Regions from separate parts of the Homo sapiens genome. Here region 1 is linked to region 2. A link is a contact called in ENCODE Hi-C or POLR2A ChIA-PET data. All regions are on one chromosome and are shown on one strand. The core of a region is the stretch at or near the end of the contact, and the rest is flanking DNA. Distances in the headings are between cores, read along the strand shown. Region 1 holds the start of SSB (small RNA binding exonuclease protection factor La). Region 2 holds the start of KLHL23 (kelch like family member 23).

The links. A loop is a pair of places that touch in the nucleus more often than their neighbours do. ChIA-PET counts read pairs that join two places held with the same protein, here RNA polymerase II (POLR2A). Pooled maps may share reads with other maps.
Region 1: a loop to region 2 is called in a map of tibial artery, with 8 times the contacts of the local background. The contact joins the promoter of SSB here to the promoter of KLHL23 in region 2. A Hi-C loop is called at or near these places in 3 of 168 maps with a recorded cell type or tissue (endothelial cell of hepatic sinusoid, gastrocnemius medialis and tibial artery), 9 of 37 single-sample maps with no recorded cell type and 15 of 50 pooled maps. POLR2A ChIA-PET finds 5 or more read pairs at or near these places in 9 of 52 experiments (H1, HCT116, HEK293 and 6 more).

What each region holds. Positions count from the first base shown.
Region 1 is chr2:169,797,617-169,800,316 of GRCh38, reverse strand. It overlaps SSB (small RNA binding exonuclease protection factor La), which reads right to left and starts at 1,446. Exons shown (of 12, transcript NM_003142.5): 1 at 1,341-1,446. RefSeq lists a silencer at 1,012-1,211 and an enhancer at 1,163-1,663.
Region 2 is chr2:169,732,301-169,735,213 of GRCh38, reverse strand. KLHL23 (kelch like family member 23) reads right to left here and starts at 1,382. Exons shown (of 4, transcript NM_144711.6): 1 at 1,127-1,382; 2 at 1-201. The coding sequence starts at 199. The region is part of intron 3 of PHOSPHO2-KLHL23 (PHOSPHO2-KLHL23 readthrough); the gene reads right to left. RefSeq lists silencers at 692-871, 982-1,051, 1,072-1,511.

The DNA.
Region 1 (2,700 bases), core at 197-2,696, 65 kb before region 2:
TCTGGCGATCCACCCGCCTCGGCCTCCCAAAGTGCTGGGATTACAGGTGTGAGCCACCGCGCCCGGCCTCATTTCTTTTAAAATGTAGTCACAACTGACTTACCCAAACCTTGTTACCAAGTTAGACATCATAACTTTAAGGTGAAAAATGTTACAGTTCCTTAGATACTCTATGCTAAGGAACATACGAAAACAAAAATGGGAGAATGTGGTCATACTAACACAACATTAAACTGGGGAGTATGCCTACTAATTTACTAATACATTGGATAGCCAGTTTCCTGTTTCGTATTCCTGACATTAGCACTGCAATGAAAAAAGGAAGCTGTGCTATTAGTTTGCTAGAAATTACAAACCAAGTCTTCTACTTACAAAGTACTTGCCTCCAGGACTCTACTAAGCCACCCAGTCATCCCAACTGTACAAAAGTTATGTGAACAAATCATCGAGAATATTGCCATTAGTTGACTCTAGTTATGAACTGATGTAGGTACACTTCCTGGAAGCATCCCCTGACACACTGCAATTGCATTCGATACCATGGATACACATAGGAAGCACTTGCAACGGGGTACTGTGTGATCCACATCCCCCTAGAGAAATTACTCAATTTTATGCATTGTCTTGTCTATCACAATCTACACTCCTAAGTTACTACCGTGATCTAGGGCCCCCTACAAAGCAAACGATGAAATAAAATAACTATTTAGACCCTGCAAAACCTATTTGGCCTAATTTTGGAACTGCGTTTCATCAGATACTTTTCCAGAATGTACGACTGTAAATGAAATATTACCCACGTTTTCCCGTTTCACACTGAAACCTGATGTGAGCGATGAAGGCCCTAACAGACCAAAAGAGTGACGCTGGTGTACATCTGCGGCCCAAAGTTCTTTGGCCTCCAGTCAGTCCCATAGGCTCCACAGAACCCTCCGGCGTTTACCCCGTGCCCACCTCCCCAGAAACTTTACAGAGATGGCCACAAGCCTTCGGTGAGACTAGAAGGCGGTGGAGGTAAAAAAAAAAAAAAAAAAAAAAGACGCAATGGGGATGAGGGCAGCCACAGTCCCGTCTCTAAGCAACCGCGGAACTGCCTGGGCACCAGCCACGTGCGGGGAACCCCAGGATCCCGCATTCCTCGCGGGGGCAGCCTCGCCGCCGCCCGCGCCCCCTCGGCTCCGCCGCCTCCGGCTGCGGCCCACGCGGCGCTCGGCCTGAACGTGAGGAAGGCGAGGGGCGGACGGACGCCGCGAGAAGCAGTAAAGAACGGAAACGCGCAGTCGCGCACCAGCAAAGCGGACCCTTTTGTAGCTTCTCATTAGCCACCGAGAGTTACTCACCTTTAAGGTTCCGGCCCACAGAAGCCGCGCCACAGGCTCACAAACAGCAACAGCAACGACTCCACCTCCCAGCGCCGCCGGCCAGCCTAAAGCGCTCCAAGAAGATGGGGACCGTCCCGGCAGCTCTTGCGGCCTGGGTGGGCAGGGCCACGGACGAGGTGGAGCGGTCCCTGTGCTCTGAGCATGCGCGGCTGCCGGGGCCTCCCAGGGACCCTGGAGTCCCGCCCTCAATCCCAAACAGATTGGGTTAAAAAGTACTCCAGGTTGTAGGGGAATGGCTGCTAGTTTGTGTTAGTATAAACATTTATTTTTAAGTATTTCTGGACGGCGTCTGTACCCCAGCCCTTCCTTTGGCCCTCCATTCATGTGAAGTGCTTTGGGTTTTTTTTCAGATATTTTCCAAAAATGTGTGTGAATACACACACACATCGTGTTGTAGTAGTTCTCAAAAAAAAAAAAAGGACAAGTGAAATTTAAAAAAAAAATCAAAGATCCATGAAATCTTAGAGTTTTGAAAACAATACAGTACAGCGTGTAAAAACTGGGTGTCTGGAATCAGACTGCCTGCTTCAAATAATGGTCCTCCTGCTGTGAAACTGTGATCTTGGACAAGTTGTTCAACTTCTCTGTTCCTCAGGTATAAATAGGGCCGGTAATAAATACTACCTAGTTCATACAATTGCTGTGAGTATTCAACTTGATGCAATATTGTCAACCTAAAGGGAAAAACTGAGGCAAAATTAATATAAGTAGACAGTTTATTTGAGCCAAGTTTGAGGACTGCCACATGAGAGCATGGATTCAAATTGCCCTGAATATATGCTCTGATTAGCAGCACTTACAAGTAGCTTTTAAAGAAAAAAGAAGAGGCAGTTCCTAAATTGTTTACCGATAACTTACATTACAATAACAAGCTATTGATTGGCTATACATTCTTCTTTGTATCACAAATTCGAAGAACATGAAAATGGATGAAGCAGGTAGTAAGGGACAAAGTGACTTGAAACAATTGCCCCCCAAGCATGGCGACTGATATAGTTTGGTTCTGTGTCCCCACACAAATCTCATCTCGAATTGTAATCCCCATAATCCCCAAGTGTGGAGGGGAGGAACCACACACAGGGTGGGAGGTGACTGGATCATGGGGATGGTTTCCCCCATGCTGTTCTCCTGGTGGTTTTATAGGGCAGTTTTCCCTGCTCTTGCTCGCTCCCTCTCACCTGCCACTGTGTAAGACATGCCTCTTCCCCTTCCACCATGATTGTAAATTTCCTGAGGTCTCCCCAGACATGCGGAACTATGAGTCAATTAAACCTCTTTTCTTTATGAATTACCGAGTCTTGGGTATGTCTTTATTGCA
Region 2 (2,913 bases), core at 133-2,632:
TGAACATTGCCTTAAAATAATTGCTGCAAGCAGCTAAAACGGCTCGGTGACAATGGAAAATTATGCCTGAAGGACACTGAAGAGTAATATCAGTAAATAATCCATCCAAGTAAAATGTTCTGAATGCATCCAGAAAATCCACTGGATGTGTTGAATCCTTGAAAAGATAAATATAATCTTCTTGTCCTTTTAGAGCCATGGCTGCAATAAATATGAAATAACAAATGTGTTTTCAATGTTGCACATTCTCTCAAATAATCAACGCTAAATAACTTGACTATCATCGGATATACTCCAAAACTGGACTAAGTTCAGCATCTAAATAATAAATGCAAAATGTGGATGGACTGTTTGATCATTTATATGGTGGTCAATTTAAATTCAGGGTAGCTCGGAGCTTGAAATGAGGCTCCTGGATTTTTCAGTAGTCCTTTTGAGAGTACTGATTTGCTATTCCATTCACCGCAATCTACCCTGGCCTGGCGTTCGGAGATGAGATCCCACACTAGGCAAGGCAAGTGTCCGAGGGTCACCCCACTCGAGGCCGGACCTCAGCTGTCTCGGCTCGGCCCCAATTCAACCTTTTCCCCAAGCTCGTCTCCCTTTCAAATCACATCGAAATGCCAAGAAAGGGATGATGGAAATATAAATGGACAAGAAGAGGTCTCGGAAAAGGGAAATCCCGAGCCCTTTCGCTTAAGGAAGGAGAGAAAGGAAGGCAGCTCGGCGCAGCCCTTGCAGCCCTCGCCCCCTCCCCCGCGCCCGCCGCAGGGGTTTCCGCGCGCCCCGCGCCTGGGCCCCGGCCCACGTTCCCGCCCGGAGACCGCCCCGCCCCGGGGCCAGGAGCGGGGCTGGACTCGAGGGCGCCGCGTGCCGCCCGCGGGCCCGGTGCCCGCGTCCCTCTGCCCGGCGCTCCGCGCAGGTGTGGGAAGGACGCCGCAGGCAGCCCCAGCGCAACGCGTTCGGCCCGGCCCGGCGCCCGCGCGGCCATTGTCTGCGCTCCTCTCCCGCGCGGCCTCGCTGCCCGCGCCCGGCCCCGCTGCCCGCGCCCGGCCCCGCTCCCCGCGCCCGGCCCCGCTCGCTCCCAGCAGGCCGGCCTCGGGCTGCGGGTCCACACCGCACCTACCTCCCGCCGGGGCTCGGGACGCGGCGCTGGCCCGCGGGCTAGTAGCGAGCGGGAGCGGGGACGCCTCCGGCCCCTCTGACCATCTTTGGAAGAGGCGCTCGGAAGCCGCCAGCTAGTGCCGCTCCACCCCACAAGCAGCTCCTATTTTGGTGTCCCGGCGGCTCCCCCGCCTCCACCCGAACAGCCCCCCGCACGGTCTGGGCGCGAGGCCACTCGCGGGAACTCCCCCGTCGCCGGGCCGTGCGGCGAGCGGGGCGGGGCGTGCAGGCGTGAGCACGGCTCGGCCCCTCCCCAGCGGCGCCCCCCACAGCAGGTGGGACTGCTTCCCCAGGAGACAGCGCGCGCCGCCGCCTTCCCCTTCCTTGGCTCGCTCTCTGTCCCGCGCGCTCTCTCACACCCGGTCGAGCGTCTTCTCTTAGATAAACTCTGAGTCCTGAATTATTAATAACACCATATATGAGTGTGTGTGTGTGTGTGTGTGTGTGCGCGCGCGCGCGTGTGCATGTGTGTACACTCCCCTCCCTCAGTAGGCTTCGCCAGCCCAGACTCAATCGTGAGGACAGAGAAGGGGGAAAGAGTGGAGAGAATGGGGCACAACTAAAGGTCAGGGATTGGAGGCGCCGTTGAAATGCCAGAAGTAGCCGGCCTTTCCCACAAACGCCATCCCACCCCCAGCAAAGCACTCAGGAGGGCGCCTTGGTGCTGGTGAGCACATCAGGGGTTAAGCTGAAGCTTTGAGAGAAACTTTGGGCAGCCGGGGCCAAGGCGAAGTCCAGGCGAAGTCCAGTCGTGCTAAGATTCAGGTTATTGTATTTAGAGCATAGCAGCTGGAAGGAGCAGCCTTTCTGGTGACGGCCACTCTAGTCACAGATGTCTATGTGGTACACAAAGTTCATTTTCTTGTTCCAACTAAAGCCAGTATCAAATATTTTTGTATATCATTCATTCATTCATTCGCAAGATTTTATTAAGTGCTTCTAGTGCCTGATAGGGATAGACACTAGTAGTGATAAGAGTGTTGACAGATGGTCCCTAGCTCACAGGGACCTTCACCACCACCAGAGGACCATGTGTTTCCCAGAGTATGGTCTCAGAAACGCAATATACATGAATGGCCAGATAGTATGTGACAACAGAACTCTGAACCACATAAGAAGCCCAGGAAGCCAGACCACAACCTTGGTAGCAGCTGAACCAGAACAGTCAGGAAGTAGTCAACGACTGGCAATTTCCCTATTTTTTTTCTTTTTTGAGACAGGGTCTTGCTATGTTGCCCAGCCTGGAATGTAGTCGCACGATCTTAGCTCACTGCAGCCTCGATCTCCTGGTCTCAAGAGATCCTCTGCCTCAACCTCCCAAGTACCTACGACTACAGATGTGCAATTTTTGAAAAATTTTAAATATTTTTTCATGACAGGGTCTCACTATGTTGCCCAGGCTGGTCTCAAACTCCTGGACTCAAGCGATCTTCCTGCCTGGGACTTCCAAAGTGCAACTTCCCTATTTTTACCCCTAGTTCCACCTCTGCACCAACCAGAGAAAGCCAAATATGTTCCGCAAACCCATCACATAAAATACCCCCGCTTCTAGTAGCCCACCTGCAGCTTTCCCATGCCAACAACTTCCAATCAGAGCATACCGGGGGCTTTTCTTCACTTCTATAAAGCTTTCCCACTCGTCTGCCCCACCTTTGAGCCTCTGACAAAGTGATGGTGAGTGGGACTCCCTTCTACAGCAAACTCTGAATAAATAGCATCTGTTGGTTCTCCTGTGGGTGGGTTTTAGTT